2 separate regions of the Homo sapiens genome follow, and region 1 is linked to region 2. A link is a contact called in ENCODE Hi-C or POLR2A ChIA-PET data. All regions are on one chromosome and are shown on one strand. Each heading gives the region's core, a stretch centred on a gene start or an enhancer-like site at or near the end of the contact. The rest is flanking DNA. Distances are from core to core; before and after follow the strand shown.

Evidence for each region. Hi-C counts contacts between places; a loop is a spot of excess contacts on that map. ChIA-PET counts read pairs that join two places held with the same protein, here RNA polymerase II (POLR2A). Pooled maps may share reads with other maps.
Region 1: a pooled map shows a loop between it and region 2 (7-fold over the local background). The contact joins the promoter of TDP2 here to the promoter of H4C1 in region 2. A Hi-C loop is called at or near these places in 6 of 50 pooled maps. POLR2A ChIA-PET finds 5 or more read pairs at or near these places in 3 of 52 experiments (CD4-positive, alpha-beta T cell, OCI-LY7 and T-cell).

Annotation. Positions count from the first base shown.
Region 1 is chr6:24,664,839-24,671,207 of GRCh38, reverse strand. TDP2 (tyrosyl-DNA phosphodiesterase 2) reads left to right here and starts at 4,309. Exons shown (of 7, transcript NM_016614.3): 1 at 4,309-4,510; 2 at 4,597-4,682. The coding sequence starts at 4,346. ACOT13 (acyl-CoA thioesterase 13) reads right to left here and starts at 4,131. Exons shown (of 3, transcript NM_018473.4): 1 at 3,864-4,131. The coding sequence starts at 3,944. LOC124901279 (a long non-coding RNA gene) reads left to right here. Exons shown (of 2, transcript XR_007059509.1): 1 at 1-559; 2 at 1,270-2,091. RefSeq lists enhancers at 4,093-4,387, 3,919-4,590, 4,591-5,263.
Region 2 is chr6:26,019,994-26,026,735 of GRCh38, reverse strand. H4C1 (H4 clustered histone 1) reads right to left here and starts at 5,087. Exons shown (of 1, transcript NM_003538.4): 1 at 4,686-5,087. The coding sequence starts at 5,057. The coding sequence ends at 4,746. H3C1 (H3 clustered histone 1) reads right to left here and starts at 6,285. Exons shown (of 1, transcript NM_003529.3): 1 at 5,778-6,285. The coding sequence starts at 6,246. The coding sequence ends at 5,836. RefSeq lists enhancers at 4,493-4,722, 4,873-5,102, 4,324-5,139, 5,443-5,492, 5,523-5,622 and 3 more.

The sequences.
Region 1 (6,369 bases), core at 3,060-5,559, 1.4 Mb after region 2:
GGTTCCAAGTCTTTGCTATGGTGAATAGTGCTGCAATAAACATACATGTGCATGTGTCTTTATCGTAGCATGATTTATAATCCTTTGGGTATATACCCAGTAATGGGATGGCTGGGTCAAATGGTATTTCTAGTTCTAGATCCTTGAGGAATCACCACAGTGTCTTCCACAATGGTTGACCTAGTTTACACTCCCACCAACAGTGTAAAAACGTAACTATTCCTCCACATCCTCTCCAGCACCTGTTGTTTCCTCTTGAATGCAGGTCTCCATTAACTTTGGAGATTGTTACATGAGAATAGAGGAAAAACTTTCAGAACTCATGGAGAGCTAAAATGCTCATGAATATCAAGCAGAATAGGAATTAACTAAGGGGACTGAACTAATCTTTTTGACTTTTTGCTTAAACATTGCTGATCTTTTGCTTTGTTTTTCAGAGCCTTGAAACTTTTCTTTTGAGCTATTGACAGCTTTTAACAATTTAGTATACTCCAATCAACAAAATTTGGAGCATATTTGTTTCTCTCTACCTGATTTCTCCAGAATTTGTAAACTATTTGTGAGTATTCTTAACTTGTGCCAATACAGTTATTTGCATAAGTGCAGTAAGAATCTGTTTTCATTTGTAACAGGACACAGTTGGAGAAACTGATTATTTTACCAAGGCTTTGAGTGGAAAGGTGTACTTTCCTTTAAGTAATCAAACCTGACTTATGGAGCCAATAAAAGCCCTTGGGAAAACTGGCCTCACACTTTACAAAGTCCCTGTACAGGGTTTCTGATATGTGCTAAGTAAAGAATGTCATTTTCTGACAGGTCCAGGAGCCCCTGGTTTATCATGGAACATCAAAAAGAGGAAATTCACCCTACTCATAGGTATTTGATGGTACAAATCCATGGCTGAGCTTGGCTTTAAAAAGAATCTTATCTGAGATTCCTTCTATGGAACAAAGTTCCTTCAAAGCCAATTTTAAAAAGCCTATGTGAAAAATAATTATTCTTGCTACACTTTATATAAATAATCTGGTCAAATATAATAAAGCAAATCAGTCCTACCATGATTTGTCTTTAGTAAAAATGGAAAACTGGAGAGAGAAAAATTGTTTCAAAACTTACAGTCCACTTGTTGTTAGATACTAGTCTTGCCTAATTTTTTCAATTTTTATTATTTTCTACAGTTTAGGCTGAATTCTAATTTTTCCTGGCTACAAGTCTCCAAAATAATATTTTTAATTTTTTTCTTTTCTTTTCCTTTTTTTTCCTAATTAGGAGTCACTGAAAACAGCTGTGCTTTTGTAAAGCCCTGCAAACTGAAGCTAGACAACTTAAACTTCAGAAGAAAATAACAGCAACCTATTTACACGCATAAGCCACTTTCATACCTGCCTACTGATGTATGGACTTCAGAATAACGTGGCCTATGTATATTTTCCAGGATTGTTCTTTTGTTTGTTGTTTTTCACCCTTCCTCCCCCTATTTTCTCTTCACAAGACATGGGAGTTCACAGCCTTCTAAAAATTAGCTTTCCTAATAACTTGGGACTTACCTGTCTAGGAATAAACCATCCTAGCATGAGCGATCAGATGAAATCTGGGACCAAAGACTCATTTTTCTTCTAAAATGCTTTCTCCAAAAAAAAATTTTTTTTAAAAAAAAGAAAAGGGGGCAAATGTAAAGGAAAATATCTTGGGCCCCCAAATCACTAAGTTAAAAGGAAAATTCAAGCTAGGAACTACTTAAGACAAACTTGCCTCCCATTCTATTCAAAGTCATCCCTCTGCTCATTGAGATAAATGTGTATCTGACTGCCTCCTTAGGAAAGGTAAATCAGAAACTCAAAAGAATGCAACCATTTGTCTCCCACCTACCCGTGACCTGGAAGCCCCCTTCCCGCTTCAAGTTGTCCCGCCTTTCCGAACCCAACCAGTGTTCATTTTACATATATTGATTGATGTCTTATATGTCCCTAAAACGCATAAAACCAAGCTGTGCTCTGACCACCTTGGGCACATGTTGTCAGGACCTCCTGAGGCTGTGTCACTGCGTGCGCATCCTCAACCTTGGCAAAATAAACTTTCTAAATTAACTGATACCTGTCTCAAATTTTTGGGGTTCACAAGGTTTAGTTATAAATGCTTCTTATGGAGCATGATTTTCTTACAAGCGAGGCAGGAGAATCGGATCTGGAGGCAGGGAACCTAGGGCTGTTTCACGCTGACTTCCTAGAACTAAATTGAAAGTAAAACCCTAACTTCCCACACCAAGTAACAAAAGAACCAGAGGCTTCTCCCTTTCCAAACCCCCACCTTTTCTGTGTGGCAGATGGGAAATTGAAAGTACCTCTGATTGGTTGCAAAAAGCAAAATTACGCTAAGAAGTAAGTTATCCCTTAAAAAAAATTATTCTTTCTGCAACCAATCAGATCTTCCCATAGGAGTGTAACTATGTAACTTCACCATCTGATTGCACGCCACGTCTTCGTTTGCATATAAGGGCAACTTTGTAACTTCACTTTAGCCTTTCATTGGTTGCTTTTCACAGCCAATTGTGGGTCACCACTTCATTTACATGAGATGAGTACCAAGTGGCCAATAGGAGACTTCAATGGGGTATTAGGGCCCCTGAGCTGCTGCTCCACACCCCAAACACAGGAGTGTCCTTTCATTTTCAGTAAATCCCTGCTTTTGGCGGGGCATGGTGGCTCATGCCTGTAATCCCAGCACTTCGGGAGGCCAAGGCAGGTGGATCACCTGAGGTCAGCAGTTTGAGACCAGCCTGACCAACATGATGAAACCCTGTCTCTAATAAAAATAAAGAATTAGCCAGGCTTGGTGGCGCATGCCTGTAATCATCCCAGCTACTTGGAAGGCTGAGGCATGAGAATCACTTGAACCCAGGAGGCGGAGGTTGCAGTGAGCCGAGATCGTGTCACTGCACTCCCGCATGGGCAACAGAGCAAGACTCCATCTCAAAACAACAACAACAACAAACACCTTCAAGGTCTGGCGTGGCGGCTCACACCAGTAATCCCAGCACTTTGGGAGGCGGAGGCAGGCGTTTCACCTGAGGTCGGGAGTTCGAGAGCAGCCTGACCAACATGGAGAAACCCTGTCTCTACTAAAAGTACAATATTAGCTGGGCATGGTGGCGCATGCCTGTAATCCCAGCCACTCGGGAGGCTGAGTGAGGCAGGAGAATTGTTTGAACCAGGGAGGTGGAGGTTGCAGTGAGCCGAGATCGCGCCATTGCACTCCAGCCTAGGCAACAAGGGCGAAACCTCATCCTAAAAAAACAAAAACAAACAAACACCTTCGGGCTTTGTGAGTGCTGGTCTCAGAAAAGCACTCAGTCTTCCTCCAAGGGCTAACTTACTTCTTCAGGAGTTGGGTGCCTTTGAGAAATTTCCCAAACCACTACAGAGGAACAACTTCTCCCTTCGTTCACCACTCTACCAAGCACTTGGCTTTTGTACCTTATTGCAATTATTTATCTTCTAATCTTCTAGAGCCTAGAGAATTAGACTGTAATGTGCCTTAAATGCAGAGGTTTCTCTTACTCTTCTCTGGAGCAATGCAGACGTTTGTTGGTTGAAGGATCAAACTCCAAAGTCCCTCCCAGCCTTGGAACTGTCTCCACGAGTCATAACCATACTTATCTATGTTTAGATAGAGAACTTACGCGTTCGACCCAGCATATTTAGGGGCTCCATTAAAGTAATAATCATTATTACTAAGGTGAATTTACAGGCGTACTAGAACACAACCTAACAAGAGATAATTATTCAAAGCTCACAACGGCACCAAGCACGGTGCTTTCTTTTCCTTCATTAGAAGCCACGGCTTCTCCCCTACCTTTCCCATACCTTTCCCAAAACTCTCTCAAAATTGCGAGCCTTGGTCATGGCCTTTATCACCTCCCGCAGAGACTGAGTCATGCTGGTCATCGTGGACGGTTTTCCAGCCTTTGGGCTTTGCGCAAGAACGAACTTCGGAAGAGCTGGAAAGTCCAGAAGTTAGTGAAAGAAGGAGGACACAAAGGGCGAAGAGCCCGCACCCTTCTCCGCCCCTAGGAGCGCAAGAGGCCGGGAGTCAGGCGAGCTGGCAGCCCCGGTGGTCCGCGATTTGCTCACTGACTTTCCTCGCACCCTTGTGACGAAGCGCGCATGCGCGCTTCGCACCCACCGCCCCGGCGGCTCCCTTGCGGCGCAGCTGCACCAGTTTTCCGAGAGCAGCGCATTTCCCCGCCGGGCGGTTGATGCGGGAGCGCCATGACACAGGCGCCTGCGCAGAGCCGCGCGTTGGCCTCCTGTTCCGCTTAAAGGGGCGGTGCAGAGGCGGCAGGAAGATGGAGTTGGGGAGTTGCCTGGAGGGCGGGAGGGAGGCGGCGGAGGAAGAGGGCGAGCCTGAGGTGAAAAAGCGGCGACTTCTGTGTGTGGAGTTTGCCTCGGTCGCAAGCTGCGATGCCGCAGTGGCTCAGTGCTTCCTGGCCGAGAACGACTGGGAGATGGAAGTACGCTTTCGCTGTCCTCGCTTCCGGCTCCATTACCTAGGTCGGTGGAGCGCACAAACCTCATCCCTTGTGCCTTTGTTTTTCAGAGGGCTCTGAACTCCTACTTCGAGCCTCCGGTGGAGGAGAGCGCCTTGGAACGCCGACCTGAAACCATCTCTGAGCCCAAGACCTAGTAAGTGATGAGGGGAGCGGGAGCCAGTCCGCACGGAGGCAGTTTGATACCAGGTAGCCCTGCGCGTCCTGGGACCTGCCGTGGAGCTGGGCGGACGATGCTGAGGCAGATCTCCAAGCTGCGTAGCCAGAGGAGCAGGGCTTGCGTTGCTGCTGCTGCGCGGAGTTGCGCCCCAGCAGCGGATCTAACACTGCACCAGACTGTCGCTTCGAACGTGATTTGGGGTCCAGGGAGGAAAAGATGGAAATGTAATGTTTAACTCAAATGAAAGGAAATAAGTAAGCGAGAGGTTTGAAACAAATGAACGAAGGCTAAACCTTCTATCGAAAAATGGCAACTTGGAAGTCTCCTTGCTTCCTGTATTGTTTATTTATTCTAGGCCCTAGGCTGACCGGCCAGAATAACAGGTTTGTTGTTGTTGTTATTTTTTTTTAATGCACACCTACTCCTGTTATTTCAGTGCCCCTCTCCAGTTCCTGCACTTAAAAAGTGTAGCTGCCTTACAAGGCCCTCTACTATTTGGCTCCATAACTTAGAACCTGCCTTTCCAGGTTCCAGGCCTATCAAACTTTTACTTTTTTCCAACGGGTCATTTTCTCCTGTCTTTGAAACTTCGTAAAGATCTTTATTACCTGTGCCTGGAATTTTTTTCTTTTCCCTTCCTTGCTAATATTTGTCTTAAAGCCCCAAGCTGAGACATGATTTATCTCTAGGAAGCTTTTCCTGATGTCCTAAGTCTGGGTAAGAGTCCCCTTTTAGGTACTCTTATAGCATCCTGCATGACCCCTGTTACAATACCTTAGTCCGTATTATAATTGCTGTTCATTATTTTATGTCTCCTACTAGACTGCACATCTAGTAAGGAGTATCTGTTTTGTACATTGTTAATTTCCCAAAGTCTGACACAACATTTGACACATAATAAGCTCCCAATAAATATTTACTGAATGTATAAAATTCTCCCAGCTATATGTACAACCTGTAAAATTGACTGTTCATAGTGGAGACTTTATTTTCCCTTTGGTCTTTTCAGCTACACTGGCTTACAGATGTGATAAGATATTTTCTTTAGGTTCCTTTCTCTGTCTTGCCTCTTGTTGGGGAATTGTTTACTCACCCACAGTGATTTGTCTCTGGCTCCCGTTTTACTAACCAGAGCAAGTTGGACTAGGAGGTGTTTGCCTAGCTCAAACTGGCCAGTCAGATCCTCTCCTTGGTTTCAGAATTAGGACCAAGAGAGTCAAGTCTGAGTCTTCCTATGGAGCTGGAACTGTAACATGTTAACTTAGCACCTGTGAGGATTCATACATATCTTTTTTTGTGTACAGAGAAGCTGAGAACAGAGGTCTGCAGAGAGACAATGAAGCAGAGGGAAGTTGAAGTGTAGGATTGAGAGAAAGCCCTTAACTGCCCTTCCTTAAACATGGCTGTATTTCTGTACCAGGCTCTGTGACATGTTTGTTTCCTTATAAATTCTCCTGTTTTGGTCAAACCAACCTGAGTTAATGTCTGTTGGTTGCAACAGACTATATTGTAACCAATAAATAGTAACAAAATAAGTGGATTTCCTGTAATAGGCCCTCAGAAAAGATGCGGATCAAGCTGATCAATGGTGTCATGGCTATTAGGATTCTCTTACCCCGGAATGGTAAATTGGCAAAAACAAGCAAAGGTGTTGATTAGGCTG
Region 2 (6,742 bases), core at 3,838-6,337:
ACGAGGTCTCCGAGATAAGTGAGCTATAAACTTCAATGCTATAGTTTTGACATGTCAAGCAACTTAACGTGCAGCGCGAGTCCGATAAATGAGTAGCTCAGCTTTTTAGTTTTAAAAACGAGTTGTGCGTTATTTGTACGAGAGCCTAAGATGCTAGCTGCCTGGAACTGAGTAGGTGGATTAAAATGGGTGTCAGGTCTGTTTTCCCAGGCGTATCTGACTTAACGTCAGCAAAAGCTGTACTTTTAGCTTCCCTGGTAACACCTGCCGTCCTTAACCGCCCCCTGCCGGTAGCGCCAGAAGCCTTTACTTCCATTTCTAGTTGAGCTTGGCGTCCTGCTGAGTGACGTCACCTCCCCCTTCTCTGGAGTAGGACTGGCGGTTAAAGCTGCTTTGCTATTTTCAGTCCTCAGGCTGGAGGCTCCCCTAAGCAGGCTGCCTACGCAGTTCGTAAATTCCCACTTAGTAGACTAAGGGAGTCTGTTTTATAAATAAGGACTCAAATTTCTTCTGACTCCGAGGTCCGTGGCAGCAGCTATAAGATGGAAGCCCCCTCTGATGTAAGATTCTCAGATGACTTGCATCTTCACTGTACCTGTCAACCCAATAGTCTTCTATTCCTGCCTTAAATTGTAAATTCCAAAACTGATTTAATTGTGAAAGTTTCAAACTGTACGACCTAGGAAGTGTCAAAGTTAGGTGACCAGATTTTTAGAAGTCAGCCAAATATTCAGCATCTTTGATTTAGTAACAAATATATTGATGGCTACTTCAGCAAAAAAAATCAACTTTGTTTTCTGGTTACTTTGCTAACAAGCTTCTCCTGACAGGAGGATATAGTGAATAGGCAGTTGAATAAGTGAGTTCGGGTGAGAGGTCTGAGCTGGAGATAAAAATGTGTGAGTCATCAGCAGATAAATAAATGCTGAGACCAGATGAGATGGCTAAAAACTGAAACATAATGTAGTGCAGCATTGTTTGTAATAGTAAATGAGTGGCAACTGTAAAGTTTTCATCAGAAAGGACTAGAGTGATCTATACATCCATAAAATAGAGTATTTCTCTACACAGCCCTACTAAAGAATGAGAAAGCTGTACTCCACTACATACTCTGGTGTACTCTGGCTCAGTTCTTGGACTCCTCTTTTCTTGGCTAACTCAACTGGCCTCACCACTTACATGCTCTGTGCTCTGTCAAATAGTTTGTTCAACAGAACACCACGGCCTAGCTGTAAGTGCCACGTTAACTTCTAGCAATGCCAAAGCCTGTGATAGTGGCAGCTTCGGGCTGTTTCTCATTCCCGGGATGCCTAACCACCTCTCCAAATTCTATCAGTTTGCTTCCACCCACTTCAAGCTTCAGAACGAAACATAGAGCTTAAGAAATATAGGCCCGGCAAGGTGGCTCACGCCTGTAATCCCGGCACTTTGGAAAGCTGAGCCTGGTGGATCACCTGGGGTCAGGGGTTCGAGACCAGCCTGGCCAATATTGTGAAACCCCGTCTCTACTAAAAAAAAAAAAAAAATTAGCTGGGCATGGTTGCGGGCGACTGTAATCCAAGCTACTCGGGAGGGTGAGACAGGAGAATAGCTTGAACTCGGGAGGCAGAAGTTGCAGTGAGTTGAGATCGCGCTATTACACTTAGGCCTGGGAGACAAGAGTGAAACTGTGTCTCTAAATAAGTGTTTGCAATTATAAACCATCTCCCTGACCTTAAATCTCTAGACTCATATACAACTGCATATTTGATGTATCTAATTGAATAATGGGCATCTCGAACTTGTCCAAAATATGTTTATACGTAAACACCAAGTCTGTTCTTCCTCTGATATTTGTCATGTCAATCAATAGAACTCCATTCTTCAAGCAGCTTGGGCCAGGAATTGTGCAATATTGTTTGTCCTGAGCTTCTTACAACTTTCACCCAATGCAGTCAGCTCTGTTGAAAATCAATCAGAATACCTTTCATTGTTTTCTTTGCTGCTTCTCTAGGAGCAAGCTGCCATGGCGGTTTGTCTGAATGACCACAGTGACCCCAAACTGGTCTTTGTTTTCACTTTTAATCCCCCTGTCATACAGTTTTTTCTCTATCCAGCATCAACAGTGATCCTTTTTGAAGGTATTATGTCCACTGTCTGCTGAAAAGATTCCACTGGCTTTCCATCACCTTCATAATAAAAACCAGCATCCTTATCATAGCCTACAAGTAAGATGACCAACCATTACAGTTTGCCTGACTCTCAGGGGTTTCTCAGGGTGTAAGACTTACAGTGCTGAAACTTAGAAAGTTCCAAGCAAACTAGGATGAGCTGCTCAACCTACTAGATCTGTACTCTGGCTACCCTCTGACCTCATTCTCTTCGCAGTTCTTTCTCTTCACTGACCTTGCTGTTTCTGGAATGGACCAAGCATTTCCAGCATCAGCACCTTTATATCTATTCTTTCTCCCTAGAAGGGTCTTGTCCTGGATATCTGAATGGCTCTAGATCTCATTTCATTCAAGCCTCTCCTCAAATACCAACCTTACGAAAGAGACCTCCCATAATCATCCCTTGTAAAATAAGCTTTTCTGCTCATTTAGCATATATATATATAGTTGACTATCCTCAATAGCATATATATATAACATTTCCCCACCTAGAATTATATATGTAATAATATATTTAACAAAAAATACATATAACTAGATATATTTTATTTTGTGTTTGTTCTCTCTCCCCCAACTGGAATATATTTTTTGAAGGTAGGGACTTTGTTTTGTCCCAGAAGTATCCCTAGCACCTTGAACAGGGCTGACGTTTAACAGGTAGTTTATGGAGGTTTGTTGAATGAAAGGATGTGTGAATTTTCTATGTAAGTCTCCAGGCTCTCCACTAAGCCCACCAGAATGCTAACACAATCAATTCCCCATCTCATTCCTTGACCTGCCACTGCCTGAAGCAATCAGCGTGCAGTTTCTCTTTAGAAAATCTGGGGGATAGTCTAGGGGTTGCAAATTAAGCAACATTATCTTTGTTCTGAACAAGGACTGCATGAGTGTTAGGACTGAAGAAGGCCCAAGGTGGTGGTGGGTATGCCTAAGATGAGTATGACATATCAGCAATGCTATGAACATAGCAATGCTATGAAAGGCCAGGCAAAACGTAACAGGAGCTAGTCGTGGCTTATTGTTACAACGACTATACCTCCCATATGGGTAATCGATATCCACACACCCCTCTACATTGACTCTGGAATTCAGGAAAGGGAATTAAAATTTTCTAACTTATGTACCCCAATGATTTCAACAATATCTGGCATATGAGATCAATAAATATCTTTAAAATACCAACTAAGAAAGACATAAAATGACCCACCCTCCATACCAGGCTCATTTTTGCTCCTCTGATTCCTGAAACTATCCAGAATGCAGCTATGAATTCTCTCCATTGTCAGTTTTAAATTAAGCCAAGCTGGGTACTTGTGTAATTCCTCAAGAAATCCTGGATGAAAACTGTCAGGTGGAAAACAGGACCTCAAAATAAAGAGACATCCATCACTGAAGCTAACATCGTGAGGCTGAAATCAGTCCTATAACAATGGTACCAAAAAGAGCACAATGAGAGGCATTTGTGAATATTTACTCAGATGAGAGTAAGATATTTCCCTATCAGCTAACCTGAAGTTCACATCCCTTTTCCAGCTGAGTTCTGAAGCTAGATGTACTTAACTGGAACACATAACTGCATCAGGAACATCCTTTAAAACTATGGCTACCATGGCTTGACTGGACAAACCCCAGGCTTCCAGGTTTAGCACAGGTGGCCCTTCACAGACCAACATTGCCTATGCTACCAACCTCATGTCCTACCACCCTGCTTGCATCATTTCTCTCTCTGCATATATAAAAATATATGTGTATGTATATAATCAGCTTTATTGATATTTAATGTACCACAAAATTTGCCCACTTTAGGTACAGTTCAATGAATTTTACCGTGTTTTCTTAGTTGTACAACCATCATCACAATTTAATTTCGGAATATTTCTATCACCCAAATTTCCATTTCTGCGTAAAGGGGGAAAAAAAAAGGTTAACTGCTGAAGGCCGCGGTAACACTGAAAAAGGTGCCTTTTCTCTCTAAAACAGATTTTAATCTCCCCTGAATTTAGTGTCCTGGGTATTCCAGGAGTCTGAATAGGGTTTCAATTTTCAGGGTCTTTTTAATAGAGTAAAACTGTATTGGTGGCGATAAATTTAGTATTGCTCTCAGTACATGATTGAGGGATACTTAAATGTCTCTGTGATTTTATTTCATAATCGCTAAAAGATGGTTTTTTTTTTTCCTAAAACAGGGTTTTTGTTTTTTCTCAATAAGCTTCTTAGCTTCCCCTCCGGCTCCCTGGCTTGCCTCAGGAAATATTAGCTCATCAGTTCTGATTGGTTGACAGCTACGAATGGCCCTCATTGATTGGGCAGCGCTTCTTTGTCCCTTGGAAACTAATACAAATTTTTAACACTACTTTTTTTCCACTCTTTCTTCAGAGTTGGAATATCGTTGCTCCCCTACCCATATGTAGTGAGTGGAGGGCAAACTTGGAGTTCCCCTAATCTTTCCTTTTTAGGATGTCAGCTCAGTATCATTCATCTTAATTACACATTGAGCTTCTTGACTTAATGGATACAGCTCTTCTTTTGTTTAGTTGGGCGGCCCTGAAAAGGGCCTTTGGTTCAGAAATGCAAGCTGTGGAGAAATCAGCAACCTTAACCGCCAAAGCCATAAAGGGTGCGTCCCTGGCGCTTAAGCGCGTAGACCACGTCCATGGCAGTGACTGTCTTGCGCTTGGCGTGCTCCGTATAGGTGACAGCGTCACGGATCACGTTCTCCAAAAACACCTTGAGCACCCCGCGAGTCTCCTCGTAGATCAGACCAGAGATCCGCTTCACACCGCCACGCCGGGCCAGACGCCGGATGGCCGGCTTGGTGATGCCCTGGATGTTGTCACGCAACACCTTGCGGTGGCGCTTGGCACCCCCCTTACCCAAACCCTTCCCGCCCTTACCACGTCCAGACATGACTTCCCAAGAAGTGAACCAAGAGCAAGTGAGAGAATAGGAAACCGATCTTTATATATCTACGTTACCCCTGCCCCCACCTCCAGCGGACACTGAGACTGAAAAGCGCGCAGGCGGGAAATGTGACGCCTACAGTCCGCTCCTTTAACCCCTCCTCCAAGCCCCAGGAAATGGCGGGAGCAGCGATTGGGGGAGGGTGGGGAGATGAGGGTGGGACCAAGCAGGCTTGACCAATGGCCTTTATTTTCTTAACAGAGCTACAGGCTTTGAGGAACTGGGTTAAGAATTAAATGTAAACCCATTCTGACTCCAGAATTATTTTAAGTCGAACTTTTTTTTTAACCGAATCTCTCTGTCGCCCAGACTGGAGTACATTAGAGCCATCTCGATTCACTGAAACCTCTGCCTCTCAGGTTCAAGTGTTTCTCCTGCCTCAGCCTTCAGAGTGTAGCTGGGATTACAAGCGCTCGCCGTCGCGCCCGGCGTGTTTTTGTATTTTTCGTAGAGACGGGATTCGGCCATGTTGGCCAGGCTGATCCCGAACTCCTGATTTCTGGTAATCCGCCCGCCTCAGCCTCTCAAAGTGCTTGAATTACAGGCGTGAGTCACCGCGACCGGCCGAAATCGATTGGTTTTGAAGCCTTCAGTAGCATTAAAACGAAAAGTGCTCCCAATGCATTCCCTTTTGTCTTAAATTGGTTTCTTACAGCTACTTTACTTGAAAAGGTGGTGGCTCTGAAAAGAGCCTTTGCTTGGACCGTCAGAGAGACCACAGTAATCACGCCCTCTCTCCGCGGATGCGGCGGGCGAGCTGGATGTCCTTGGGCATGATAGTGACGCGCTTGGCGTGGATGGCGCACAGGTTAGTGTCCTCAAATAGCCCTACCAAGTAGGCCTCGCACGCCTCCTGCAGAGCCATCACAGCGGAGCTCTGGAAACGCAGGTCTGTTTTAAAGTCCTGCGCAATCTCGCGCACCAGGCGCTGGAAAGGTAGTTTACGAATAAGCAGTTCAGTGGACTTCTGATAACGGCGGATCTCGCGCAGAGCCACGGTGCCCGGCCGGTAGCGGTGGGGCTTTTTCACGCCGCCGGTGGCCGGAGCGCTTTTGCGGGCTGCCTTAGTGGCCAACTGTTTGCGTGGCGCCTTGCCACCAGTAGACTTCCGAGCAGTTTGCTTAGTGCGAGCCATGACGGAAAAACAGCACAGCGGAACACCCAACACTAGCGCAAATACGCCCATGAGCTGCTCTATTTATAGTGTGTAAAGTGCAGTGATTGGATGATAGAAGACGCTAAATATGACGTTACACACTCTGATTGGTCTATCTTTAAGCCAGCAACAATCGTGCAGTTTCACCGGCTACTATATTCTATTCCAACTCTACAGATGATTATTTAAGTGGTATTTTATTACTACTATTATTTTATTTTACTTTTGCTTTGTTCCCCAAGCTGGTCTTAAACTTGGGCTCAAAGGATCTTCCCGCCTCAGCATCCAGAGTAGCTGGGATTACAGGGGAGCCCCACTGCGCCGGCTTGGACTTTAATTTTTTAAACTTGTCCTCTTCTACATCTGGTTTTCATAACCTGAAGGCTGTGTTTATTTTCCATAAAACAAGGCATTGATTCCAAAGGTATTATAATTCCCCAATTCCGTATAACCTTCAGCTCTTTAGGAAAAAAAA